Linked DNA regions of Mus musculus: region 2 is linked to region 1. Evidence: chromatin contacts called from ENCODE Hi-C or POLR2A ChIA-PET data. All regions are on one chromosome and are shown on one strand. Each heading gives the region's core, a stretch centred on a gene start or an enhancer-like site at or near the end of the contact. The rest is flanking DNA. Distances are from core to core; before and after follow the strand shown. Region 1 holds the start of Xkr9 (X-linked Kx blood group related 9). Region 2 holds the start of 4930444P10Rik (RIKEN cDNA 4930444P10 gene).

Region 1 (6,971 bases), core at 1,880-4,379:
TGGTGATTTGAATGAGAACTGCCTTCATAGACTTGTATGTTTGAATACCTGGCCCCTGGTTGGTGGAACTGTTTGTGAAGGATTAGAAGGCGTGGCCTAATTGGTGTAGATGTGTCACTGGGGTTGGACTTTGAAGGTCAAAGGACTCATTCTAGCCGGGCGTGGTGGCACACGCCTTTAATCCCAGCACTCGGGAGGCAGAGGCAGGCGGATTTCTGAGTTTGAGGCCAGCCTGGTCTACAAAGTGAGTTCCAGGACAGCCAAGGCTACACAGAGAAACCCTGTCTCGAAAAAACCAAAAACAAAAAAAACAAAAACAAAACAAAAAACCAGACTTAGGGAATCAACCTGCATCAAATACACACAAAAAAAAAAAAAAAAAAAAAAATAACAAAGGACTCATTCTCAGTTCCTCTGCCTTCTGTTTGTGGACTGAGATGTGAACTCTTAGCTGCTGCTCCCGCCACCTGCCTCCATGCCTTCACTCTGCCATCATAGACTCTAACCTTCTGAAACTGTAAGCCCAATTAAGTACCTTCTTTTATAAGTTGTCTTGGCCATGATGTCTTAGTGCAGCAATATAGTAATAATTATAGTGTAACTAATAAAAACATGAAAATATGTCTGTGGTGTGTGGACTTAGATTCCTTCAGTTGAAATACCTGACAGTTGCGTGCTTGAGACATACGGTAGTTTTGTTTTCAGTTTTTGAGGAGCTTCTATACTGATTTCCATTGTGGCTGGACAACTTCATATATCCACTAGGAACAAGTAAGAGACCCTCTTTCCTCACATCTTTCCCAGCATTTGTTGTTATTTGTTTTCTTGGTGTGGCCATTTGTGACTGGACTGAAGTGAAATCTTACAACATTTTAATTTGTATTTCCATGATGACTAAGGCTGTTAAACATGTTTGAAATGTTTATTAGCAAGTTTCATTTTTTTCTCTTGAGAAGATTCTGTTAAATTCATTAGCACATTGGATGATTGCATGATTTGGTGTGTGTGTATGTGTGTGTGATGTATAGTTGGTAGATTTTCTTCTTCCCTACTCAATATTTTTTAATTTGGTGATTATTTTCTTTGCTGTGCAGAAGACCCTTAATGTCATGGAACCTAATTTGTCAATTCTTGGATTTATTTCTTGTGTAATTCAGTTCAGAAAATCCTTACCTCTGCTTAAATCTTGAAGTGTATTATATATGATTTCCTCTAGCAGGTTAAAGGTTTCAAGTCTTATATTAAGATCTTTAATCTACTTTTAATTAACTTTAGTGCAGAGTGAAAAATATGGGTCTAGCTTTTGAATGAAAAGAAATAATAAGGAAAGGAAAGGACATGGCTGCTTCTAGGTATGGTAGAGGAGAAAGTTTATCATAGATATGTGATAGCATAACCACAGGCAGACCAGAATGGACTCGATCAGACTGACTGGGCCATGTGGGGAGAAGGTGAGGGGAGGGGGGAGAGGGAAGGGAGAGGGGAGAGAGGAGAGCCAGCTGCAGCAGTCAGAAGGCCAAAAGTACAAAAGAGGGCAGGTAACCAAAATGGCTGGGATTTGTGTGTGTGTGTGTGTGTGTGTGTGTGTGTGTGTGTAGGAGCCTCTGGGGGAAGGGCAGCCCAGTCCTTGGTCTGGAATGTTCAGGGCAGAGAGCAAGATATGTATGCTAGCCATACCCTGTAATTGATTGGGACTAAGGGGGACTAGGTCAAATAGGCACCTCAGCTGTTTGTCTCAGAGTTCCAGAGTTGATAAATTAATAGTTTCATCCATCTACTTGTGGAAAACCAATTTTCTCAGCACCATTTTTTCCCCCAAGACAGAGTTTCTCTGTAGTTCTAACTGTCCTTGTGCCTCACTCTGTGGACCAGGCTGTCCTTGAATTCAGAGATCTGTCTGCCTCAGCCTCCTGAGTGCTGGGATTAGAGGTGTTATACCACCAATGCCTGGCTCAGCATCATTGTTAAAGAGACTGTCTTTTCTCCAAGTTATGTTATGTGCAAATTTAAAAAAAACATGCTTGCTCTGGCTAGGCTCTCATATCAGCAGTGGCCAGTCTATTCAGCCCTCATGGCTGCCTAATGCTTTTCCCATAAATGCTGGGAAATGATCACTATACACTGACCATCTCCGTGGCAGGCTCTGTCGACCGCCAACGACTGCCACATGGCATCATCTCTCTTGCCCACCTGAATTGTTGTGGATGGAAAACACCAGATAATCTTAATATTTAAAATCAGTCAAATGACACAACCTGCTGGACCCAGTCAGAATCTACTGCTTAAACTCATCAGCTATTCCGTATTAGAATTCATCTGTGGTGAAGGCCAGCACCGGATCTACATGGTGTCTGTGCTTCTCCCTCCAAAGCCTGGCCCCAAAGCCCTTTCTCTATCTCGTCTCCTCCTCTTTCTCCTGGGACTGACTGCCTCTATGTCTTCACTCAGCGATTGACTTCTGCCATCTTTACTGACATATCACTTCCTCCCCCTACAAAGTTATGCTTTTACTGTGGGTTTATTTCGAAGTTTCTACTCAATCATTGGTCTGAGTGCCTATTTTTGTGCTCACACCACACTGTGTGTGTGTGTTGCTATTATGTCTCTGATATAATTTGAGATTGGACTTTGTGATACCTCTAGTATTATTCTTTTTGCTTTAACTATATGTTGTTGCCCTTTGGGCTTCTATGTGAATTTTAGGACTTTAACCTAATTCTGTGAAGAGGCCATTGGGCCTTGGATGGGAGTACAGATTTTTGGTTAATATAGCCATTTTCAAAATTAGATGTTCCTATCTGTGAGCATGAACACTCTGTCCCTCTTCCACTGTCTTCATGTCTTTATTGTAGAGTTCATTCAGTTTTAGTTCCTTGGTCAGGTTTGCTTCCAGGTATTTTATTTTATTTTATTTTATAGCTGTTATGAATAGGACACACTTCCTCAAGTTATATTTCCTTAACTATTAAATGGTAACTATGTTAAAGGTTGGTTATAAAGAAGGACGCATGCTTTGTCTTCTCAGTGAGGGTTGTAAGAGTTGCACTGTCATCGAGTTAAACAGACTCCTATCAATAGATAGAGTGGCACACGTGACTAACAGGTGACTTCGGTTTCACTTTAGTATCTGATCCTAAAGAGTTAGACAGTGAAGAAATAGAACTCATAAGCTGAAGATTTCCAAGAAGAGACATTGAGTTAAAGAAGGCTTTTATATTTGTCACAAGTAAGTCTAGTTTTACATGAATTGTTTGGTTGATTAAGTGAAACTTTCCCAGTTTTAATTCTTTTAAATATCTGCTTTATTGAAAAACGATCGTGTACTAGGGCAAAGATTATATATTTTGGCTGGCAGCCAGCTAGCCATACAGCTGGGCTGTTCTCTCAATGAAATAAGTCCGTGAGTAGAAGCCACATTTTGTAAGTGGTGTTATTTTTACTCGGGTGGTATTGGAACAGTGATCAACTGTGGAGGTAAAGATGTGTAATACAAGTTATAAAACTGTGTAAATATTCAGAGAGTTGTGTGGTATCTGTATGCTGGCTACATTGTTTATTGTGTAGACTTACTTCCTGTTGGAATTATGTCTGTCTGACCAAATCAAGAATACGGACATTGTTATGTTAATCTATTAAGTCAAATGTTCTGGTTATAATATCGTTTCTGTTTCTTAGAAATGGTTCTACCTCGTGAAATATTAATGAAAAACTGCTGGGGTTTTACTTAATCAAGTCAGGCAAAGGAAGTTTTTTTTTATGGATGGATTAATAAGTATATACACAGACTCCTTGGGTATAATAGCCTATACGCTTGAGTAAGTTACTTACATTAAAAGTTCTGTGTGAAATTTCAGCTCAACTATTGTATTTTGATTTGAATATTTTGAAATCACCTGATTATAGTTTTGCTAGAAGAGTCTGGAAAATGAATTAAGGATTTTTACTCATGTTTCATAGGCAGAGAAAAATTCCAGGATTATTCTGTAGACTCTTAAACAAAATGCTTAGAAGTGGAAAAAGGACATAGAACAGTAGGCAGTAGTTTGCATGTGTGCGTTTTTTGCAATTCTTCCCTCCCGGGCTTTTAGAGACTGAGTGTTCTTTATAGAGAACAGCGTGCCAGCTCCTGTGGTTCACAGGTGGAACACCACAGACTCATCAGATTACAGTTCATTTTATAACAGCTTTAGAGACCGAAGTCCAGGGTCAAGGTGCTGGCGAGGGTGCTTTCTGGAGATGCTCTCTCTCCTCCATTTGCAGATGGCGGTTTCTTGGCTACATTCTCTATCCTAATATCTCAAACGAAGTTACTGTTCTTCTTTAAGATTGCATTATTTGACTATAAATAAGTGCCACAGTTCTTGAACCAGGCCTCTCATCTAGGCAGCTTTCCATTTTCTTTTCTTTTTTTTTTTTTATTATGTATTTTCTTCAATTACATTTCCAATGCTATCCCAAAAGTCCCCCACCCTCTCCCCCCCCACTCCCCTACCCACCCATTCCCATTTTTTGGCCCTGGCGTTCCCCTGTACTGGGGCATATAAAGTTTGCCTGACCAATGGGCCTCTATTTTCTTTTTTTATTATACAAGAGTACATATCTCTCTGCCTATTTATAAACATAACCCTAGGTTGGAATCCTGTGTGCAATTTCTAGGTAAAATGGATATTATGAATTTATATAGCTACTATTCTGTCGTTAAGTGTATTTTGATACCTTTAAATAGTCTTATATGTATTATATTATGTATCATATATTATAAATTCATTATATTTATTATTTTATGTTTATTATAAAGAAATGATACCTACGAGGGGATTATATTTAAAAAGAGGAAGAATGAAAATATCTGATGCCCTGTCTTCCAGAATACTTACTTCAGATATGTACATGTGGGAATAAAAATGACCTCATGAGATTAGAAATAAATAGTTGTCTGTAATTTACAGAAAACATTAGTGCTGTTCTTATGCATGCATATCATATATGCCAATCTAATTCACTCCCATAAACACTTCCTTTTTCTGCCTCGCCTTTCCAATTGTCCTTTTCTTGAGTATCATGTTAAAGTCTGGATTCTGCACATGAGAGAAAACATGCAATGTTTGTCTTTCTGAGGCTGCTTTAATTTAACATGCTAATCAGCAACTTCACTCGTTTTCTTGCAAGTGGTAAATAGTGAATAGTTATTGCACACCTTCTTTTCCCATTCACTCACTGGTAAACATCTAGACTGGCACCTAGATGAGGAACTTCCATACTGTAGTGACTACAGAAATGTGTATCCACAGTCATAGTACATAAAGGGTTCTTTCATGCCACAGCCTGATGATTTAATGTTCAGATTGAGTGAGATGGACTCTCAGTGTAGTTAGTTAGTTATTTCAGATCTATTCTTTATTTTTAATCGTGTGTGTGTGTGTGTGTGTGTGTGTGTGTGTGTGATGTTTGCACAAATCAGAATGTATGCCATGAAATAAGAATTTGACATCCCCTGGAACTGAAGTTGACAAGCAGTTGCCAGTTGCCTGATATGAGTGTCGGGAACTGGTGGGTAGTGGGAATCAAACTCAGATCTCCTGCCAGAGCAGCAATACATGTTCTTTCTGGCGGAATTCTCTCTCTAGCCAGTCAATATAGTTTTACTGAATGTTTCTTAATGTTTCCATAAATAAACATATTTAAATTGTTATTTTTGAGAGCTATCTGTTCAATTCAGTTGTCCATTAGTTAGAAAATTTGTTGTTGTTTCAGTGTTTAGAGGTGTGTGTGTGTGTGTGTGTATAATCTAGGTAACAATTGAATGACTATTTGTCAATTCTTGATATTATTTCCTGAGTTGTCGGAATCCTTTTTTACAGAGTTCTTGCCTGTGCCTGTATTTTCAGTTTTTCTTCCTAAGTTCTATTTATTTTAAAGTTTCAAGCCTTACATTAAGGTCTTTGATTAATTTTGAACTGATTTTTGTAGGTGAGAGATAGGAATCTAATTTCATTCTTCCGTGTGTGGATATCCAGAGCCCCAGCGCCATGGCTCAAACAGGCTGTCTTTTCCCTCGTGCATGCTCTGGCACTTGTGAAGGATCCAACTGCTGTGTCTGAGTGGGCTTATTTCTGGTCCTCTAATCTGACCCATTGGTATACATGTATGCTTTTATGCCAGGGGTTTTATGCTGCATTTGCTATTAAGGCTCTGTAGTGTGATTTGGAATCAAGTAACATTTAGGTTGTTTGCATGTCTTTTTTTTTGGCCAATAGAAATGGTCCTGTCATAAATATCCCATGAGAAGACATAGTTTTAAATTTAAATGGTAAGTACTTGAGTTTGAGATGACATTATCAACAATGATTATATTTTTGAGACTTTTCCAAATATAAGAAGTATATTTAGTGCAGATATTATATTTAGAAACACAGGACCTTGATAACACCGTGGGCCAGGCTTTATAGTTAAGAGTTAATGACATGGTTTTTCTCTGTTTTAGACATTGTTATCTGTAATGAAGATCACAGCAGAGGCGAAGATACAGCAAGGCCTTCTTGTACCACTTGATCTGGCGTAGACATTTTTTTTTAAAGGAAGTTAAAGTTATTCACTTTTGTTTTAGTGTTCCAATTTCATAATATTTATTTATTTATTTTTCGTACTAGGCACTGAATATAGGAGTGTATGAATGTTAGATAAACACTCCATCACTGAACTATATCACCATATTCTTTTCACTAGTTAGACTCAGTGTATAAATTACAATTCAATGCTAACCCAAAAGATACACTAGTATCCATTGTGGCATTTTCCCCTATTTTTGTATCTGAAAAGGAGTAACTAGGCAATAGCCACAGTCCTTCATAATGAAATATACCAAGTGTAATTTTATGATGTCCGTTTTGGGCATTATAATCTATGTAACTGATTTAGTTGCAGACATTGTCCTATCTGTTAGGTACTTCCATGATGGACAATATGTTCTT
Region 2 (6,971 bases), core at 2,734-5,233, 2.4 Mb after region 1:
GCTGAACGTCAAAATAAAATAGTGATAATTAGGAACCAAAAGTCTATTAAGAGGAATTAAGTAAAAAAAAAAAAAAACAATGAGAGTTCATTCTGATAACTGTTACCCATAAAGCTATGTTGACATTCTGGATGCACCAGGTCCTAACTGTACTGAGAAGTAAATCTGATGGGAAAGTGTTTTCTCCTTCCTCTTCTACTGTCTTTTTCTTTTTCAATGGAATTCTATTGGGCCCAAAGTATACAACCTGATAGTACAAGATAAGTACTTAGTAAAACTCTTTATTGTATGTTAACTGAACTTAGACAAGAGTGAAATGATTAGAGCAGAGCTTGGGTTCTTCTAAAACCTGGGAAAGTCAACTGTTGATAAATACACCTGCCTTGGAATTGTTACAATGTGAGCAAGAAAAACGTGTGTGTGTGTGTGTGTGTGTGTGTGTGTGAGTGTGTGTGTGTGTGTGTGTGTGTATGTGTGTGTGTATGTGTGTGTGTGTGTGTATGTGTGTGTGTGTGTGTGTGTATGTGTGTGTGTGTGTGTGTGTGAGTGTGTGTGTGTGTGTGTGTGTATGTGTGTGTGTGTATGTGTGTGTATGTGTGTGTGTGTGTGTATGTGTGTGTGTGTGTGTATGTGTGTGTGTGTGTGTGTGTGTGTGTGTGGTGTGTGTGTGTGTGTGTGTGTGTGTGTGGTGTGTGTGTGTGTGTGTGTGTGTGTGGTGTGTGTGTGAGTGTGTGTGTGTGTGTGTGTGTGTATGTGTGTGTGTGTGTGTGTGTGTGTGTGTGGTGTGTGTGTGTGTGTGTGTGTGTGTGTGTGGTGTGTGTGTGTGAGTGTGTGTGTGTGTGTGTGTGTGTGTGTGTGTGTGTGTGTGACATACTGGGATCTGTGTGCCCCAATAGCTGGCACACTGTTAAAACAAGTGACTGACTTTTTCTTTTCTTTCTTTCTTTGTTTTTTCCTATACAAAGTCGTCTTATTTCATAGCCCAGGATGGTCACAAACTCATAAACCTACTCAGCCTCGAAGGTACCAGGGTGACAGGCATGATTGTCATGCCCTGCTCAGCAGTTATTAAAATATATCACTGAGAATGGGACAACAGGTTGTGACAAGGAAGTTGTGACAAGGAAGGGGGACTTAATGGTGACTGTGGCTGTGGACCTGACAAGGCAAGCAATACATAGTGTTCAAGGAGACTGAGTTAGTGCATAGGTTGACAGGCAATGAGGAACACTGTCTTACATAAAGCAAATGTAGCTTTATGTACATAAAGCACCCTCAGGCAGACACAATCCAGAACCAAGCAGTAGAAGCTGAGAGTAGCTGCCCTAGAGATAAAAAGTTAAGAACTATTTCCAGATAAAAAATTAAGGCCAAAAACTTTACTAAAAGTTTATAAGTTTGGCAAGGGGGATTTGAGAAGGAGAAGAAAGCCAAAATATGCTTTAAGATCTTCTGGGTATGAAGATGAAGAAAGGATGAGAGTCTAGAAAGACAGCCAACCCAGAGCACCTTAGAGGCAAGGGAACAAATCTAAGAGATAGTAGCTCAGGCTGGAGAGATGACTCAGAAGTTAAGAGCACCGGCTGCTCTTCCAGAGGTCCTGAGTTCAATTCCCAGCAACCACATGGTGGCTCACAACCATCTGTAATAGGGTCTGATGGCCCTCTTCTGGTACGAAGGTGTATATGCAGATAGACCACTCATTCATAAAATAATCCTTAAAAATAGAACTTATGCTCAAACTCCTATGAAATGATTGCCAGCCAATGGTTCAATGAGGCACCAAACTCTACAAAGATAAGCTCTAGAGTAAAGTGAACCTAGATTTTAGTCTTGACTTTGTCCTCTGATAGTAACATAATCTTAGGGCCATGCTTCTGACTCTAAGTGGACAAAGACTGAATTTTTATTTATTTGTTTTGTTTTGTTTTGGTTTGGTTTGGTTTGGTTTTTCGAGACAGGGTTTCTCTGTGAAGCCCTGGCTATCCTGGAATTCACTCTGTAGACCAGGCTGGCCTCGAACTCAGAAATCCTCCTGCCTCTGCCTCCCGAGTGCTGGGATTAAAGGCGTGTGCCACCACGCCCGGCAGACTGAATTTTTTAAGACACTTTTAAGTGTCCAGAGGTGAGAAGCATGTGATAAGCATCCTGCAAACAGAAACCATAATTTATTTTTAAATGATAAACATGTTTCTCTCACCACAGCCTGATGATGAAAAGGTAACTCAAACCCTGCATAATGGTGCTCTCATAACTGGGAAGTAATGGGGAGAGGGTCAGTCAAGCTCCATAGTGAGTTCAAGGCTACATGGACAGTCTCACACCCCTCCCCCCAAAAGAAAATGCAAACCAATACAAAAAAATCAAAAGAAAATTTTCTGTCAAAACTTTTAATGTGCATATACCTGACCCAAAGGTTCCGTTTTTCCTGTATAAAGGGAGAAGGGGGCTGGGGACCCATCTGCCATAGCATACAAGTGGAAGTCAGAGGACAACCCTGTAGCGCTGGCTCTCTGAGTTCTGGAATCGAAGCCAAGACATCTGTGCGGCAAATGCCCAGCCTTCGCGTGCTGAGCCATTCCCAGCCTACTCAGCAGTTCTGTTTCAAGGGATTTATTCCACAGAACTGTTTCTTTGTGTAAGAATGTTCATTGTTGGGGAGCTACGACAGCAATCGGGATGGAAAGTGAATGAATAAAAAAAAAAAGTTAGTTGTTGTGAAATATTTGTAAAATGCAAAACCTGAATCCAGTATCAATTAGAAATGTATAGGTTATACCACTCGTGGCCAAAATAACAGAGGAAAATGTGGAAGAAAGAAAACACTGGGCATATTTTAAAGTAAAAGAAGTAGGTAGAAAATAAACCTGTGTCTCAGGGCGAGTCAGCGAAGCGCACCAATGCACAATTTCAAAAACAGACAGTGTGTTTTAAAGTGTAACAACAAAAGTTTTATGAAATATTATTCTAACACTTAACTAATAGGGATTCCATATGCACACAATATGAGACCTGAGGTTTTTTTGTTTCAAAGAACACAATAGCCTGTTTGCCAAGTTGTTTGCATATGTCCCTATGGTTTCCTTGGTGTTTATGACTCCAAAGGGGCTAGATGACCAGTATGGAGAACCAGTACATAAGTCTACATGACCAGCACAATTATTTTCTTGTACCTTTAGATTATAGTGAAAATAAGAAATATACCCACAAATATGAGCACATCAGAAATGATACAAAACAGAATTGGCAATATAGGGCGTTCTGATCCATCTAGTTGAGACTGGAGAAAGAAGGCCATGTGAAAGAAAGGCAACATCTCTGCTCCCAACCTTAGGTTTAAGCTCTAGGAGAGATGCAGAGTGAACTTGTAAAGCTCTGTCCAGGAAACTCAAGGGTCCTTTGCTTGGACAGAACCTAAAAAGTGTGAAAAGAATATTCAGCGTTTCGTCCTCGTTTCCTGACACCTGACCCCACAAACGGTGCCAGTTTAGGTCCTCATGCCCAAGCCATGCTGTCGAAGCGCCTTGAGGGCAGCTTTGGAGTGTTCCACGTGGCTCTGAAGGCATCAGTTTCCCCTTCTTGAAGAGAGCCCTTCCTGGCTCCAGCCTGGAGCCCCGGCTTCCCGCACTCACCGTCCCCGCAGCTGTACAGAGGAGATGGGCTTCTTCAGGTGCCGGACCCACGGCACCAAGGAGGATGTCTGGGCCAGCGGGGGCAGCGGGCAGTGTGGGAGCCAGCGACGGCCGTGGGTGGACGCGAGCTCTCGGCTGAGGCTAGCCGCGTCTCCGGGCTGTCCACCGCGGTGGGGCGGGGCAGCCGGCAGCCTTCTCGCACTGGCACCACTCTCAGGGCGAGCATGCTTGGCGGCCGGCAGCCCGGCGATGTTCCGAGCTCGGCCGCCGCTCAGCAAGGCCGGGGCCAGCCGGGGCCAGCCGGGGCCAGCGAGCGCTCGCAGCTGCGGCCCCGCTTGCCCGGTACACCGTTGGTTGCTAGGCGCCCGTAGCCTGGGGCCGCCCCACTGAGCTAGGCGGATACAGCAGCCTCAGGATAGTGGGCCAAGGTGGATGCTGGGATGGCTGAGAGAGCAGGGAAGGACTCCCAGTCGGTATGAAGCCAGGGTGGATGCCGGCCTTTGGGTCACTTCTGAGAGGGGAGCGATGAAAAAACAAGGCTGGCTGACAGCTGTCCTAATACTCTTCCAAGGGTAGAAGTGAGAATGGACAGTTGGACAAGGAGGGGATTTGTGCCAGGTCACTGGCACATCAGCTGATATCAGTCTCATTTTTCAGATTCATTGTAACTAGACCGTTTCAAGTATTTTGTGGAAAGTGTGTCTCCACCCTACCTTGGACCAGCACCTCACCTACTTAGTAAGATCTCAACATCAGCATGCCTCACACTGCTTAACACAGAGAACATCAGTATTGAAGTTCCCTGTTAAGAAAGCCAATTCAGCCGGGCGTGGTGGCGCACGCCTTTAATCCCAGCACTCGGGAGGCAGAGGCAGGCAGATTTCTGAGTTCGAGGCCAGCCTGGTTTACAAAGTGAGTTCCAGGGCAGCCAGGGCTATACAGAGAAACCCTGTCTCGAAAAAAACAAAACAAAACAAAAAACAACAAAAGAAAGCCAATTCAGATTAGATCCAGGCTGTGATACCAGGGTAGTGAAAGCTAGCCCCTCGTGAAAAACTGGAGGTAGCAGAGCAGTGAGATGGACTTTGCGGTGGAATATTTTCCCAGCATGCTGAAGCTGGGTTTGATCCTTAGTTCAAGGTCATCACAGTAAGTTCAAGGCCAGTCCAGGAAGCACATGATTCTACCTCCAATAAAAACACGTATGTGTACTTTGTATAACTAAAAGAATTCATGAAAAATAAGGATAAAGAGACACATTTAGGATTGGGTTGCATACTAACCAGCAGAACTTAAGACAAGGGTGGAAATTAGGAGAAAATATGTCTGAAGTCCATCTCAAAAACAACTATAAATTCAGTTCTGGGGTTGCATAGTGGAGAATCACATAGAAGAGATTATATGGGTTAAACAATATACCAGCATTCAAACATTTAAGATTGAAAGGTTTTCTTTTCCATGCCCCCCCCCCCCCCGGCTCCTGTACCCTACAGAGCCTGCCTTTCCCCAAACTGTTCTTTGGCTGCATATCTAAAACTCTACCGTAATTCTTTCTTCTTTTTTTTTTTTCCTTAAAGTTCTACTGCTGAGAAATTCAAGATCACGGTGAAGACAGGGTCAGTGTGTGGTGAGGACACAATATTTTCTTTGAGATTCTTGAACACTGCATCCCTCCAGAAAGACAAATGTCACATGGAGAAGGGTAAAAACCAGACCTACTCTCTTGCCTCCAGCCAATTTATAAGGCACTGATCCCACCGATAAGGATGAAGCTCTTAATCTAATCACAGCCAATCTTGTGGGACCTTTAGATGTTAAATTGAGCATTAAGTTTCAGCATGAACACAAACATTTAAAACACAGTAGAAACAAAGAAGGAGCCAATTCTAGAAAATGCACCTCTTATTACAGTGACATAACACAACTCAGGGAGGCCACTGCATTTTACTGTTTTACCATCTCTCCTTAAAGTGTCTGCTTATGTTGTTATTTTTTTGTTGTTGTTTTAAGACAAGGTTTCACAGTGTAGCCTTAGCTGTTCTTAGAACTCACCATGTAGACCAGAGTGGCCTGGAAATCAGAGATCTGCCTGCCTCTGCAGGTGCTGGGATTAAAGACATGCACAACCCCTACCTCAGGCTAAGTGTTTCAAGTGTTTCAAGTGTGTGTGTGGTATGTGTGTGTGTGTGTATGTGTGTTACACATGAGCATATGTCAGAGAGCAAGTCCGTTTGATCAGAGAACAACACGGCTGTTATCCACTTATTTGAGACAAGGTCTATGTCATTTGCTGACTAGACTAGACTAGTTGGCCTCCAAGCTTCTGTGGACTCTGCTAAATCTACCTCTTACCCCTGTAAGAACAAAGAGATTGCAGACTTAGTCTAGCATGCACAGCTTTTACGTGGGTACTTGGGCTTCCAGGCCTCACAGTTGAGCAGCAGGTAATTAACTCACTGAGCTATCTCTGGAACACAAGTCTTTATCCACACATTGCAGCCAGAAGAAACAACAAAGGGCAAACGTGAAAATAATGAATGCACATAAAAAACATGGCAAACTCATTTACCTAGACTTTTAACAGAATGGAAAATTAAATTCTTCTAGTCAGAAAAGGTTTTCCTCATTTAAAAACACAAACGATTCTATGTAAAAGGCAAAGGATACCTAATAACTCCCACATACAGTGTCTAACCATCCTAACAATTACTCACACGTCACACTTGATGACAACTCAGCATGCCTCAAGGTCAGCCTGGGTTGCACTTTTTATTTTTTTAAGTAAGTTAGAGATGGTAAGATGGCTCATTAGGTAGAAGCCCTTTCCAAAGCCTCATGACCTGAGTTCCATCCATCAATGATGCCACATGATGACAGGAAAGGAATCCCAGGGGTTTTCCTCTGCCCTCTACAGGCACACTGTTGCATGTGAACACACACACAAAATAAATACAATATTTTAAAACAGTGAATTGGGTGGTGGTGGGCAGCAAATGGGTAAAAATGCTTTAGGTGCAGGCTTGATGATCTGAGTCCCATTCCTAGAGTTGTAATAAAGGTGAAAGAGAAGAACTAACACCACACGATTGTCCTCTGGCTTCTACATATCCATCCATGCACACATACACACTTCAACACTCACATACACACATGTGATGTACACACACACACACACACACACGTGGAACACAATATTTAAAGTTTAAAAAAATTAACTGATTTAATGGAAAACTATTAAAATGAAGAAGTTCATAATTATTTCATCTTGTGTCTTAGAGACTGTATTAATAGAAATCTCTACCTCTAACTTTCTTTGTAAAAGTTTCCAATTTACTGCTG

What was found. A loop is a pair of places that touch in the nucleus more often than their neighbours do. ChIA-PET counts read pairs that join two places held with the same protein, here RNA polymerase II (POLR2A).
Region 2: a map of T-helper 17 cell shows a loop between it and region 1 (5-fold over the local background). The contact joins the promoter of 4930444P10Rik here to the promoter of Xkr9 in region 1. A Hi-C loop is called at or near these places in 1 of 37 maps with a recorded cell type or tissue (T-helper 17 cell). POLR2A ChIA-PET finds 5 or more read pairs at or near these places in 1 of 5 experiments (embryonic stem cell).

What each region holds. Positions count from the first base shown.
Region 1 is chr1:13,665,642-13,672,612 of GRCm38, forward strand. Xkr9 (X-linked Kx blood group related 9) reads left to right here and starts at 3,130. Exons shown (of 4, transcript NM_001011873.2): 1 at 3,130-3,226; 2 at 6,485-6,971. The coding sequence starts at 6,852.
Region 2 is chr1:16,089,342-16,096,312 of GRCm38, forward strand. 4930444P10Rik (RIKEN cDNA 4930444P10 gene) reads right to left here and starts at 3,984. Exons shown (of 5, transcript NM_001243238.2): 1 at 3,633-3,984.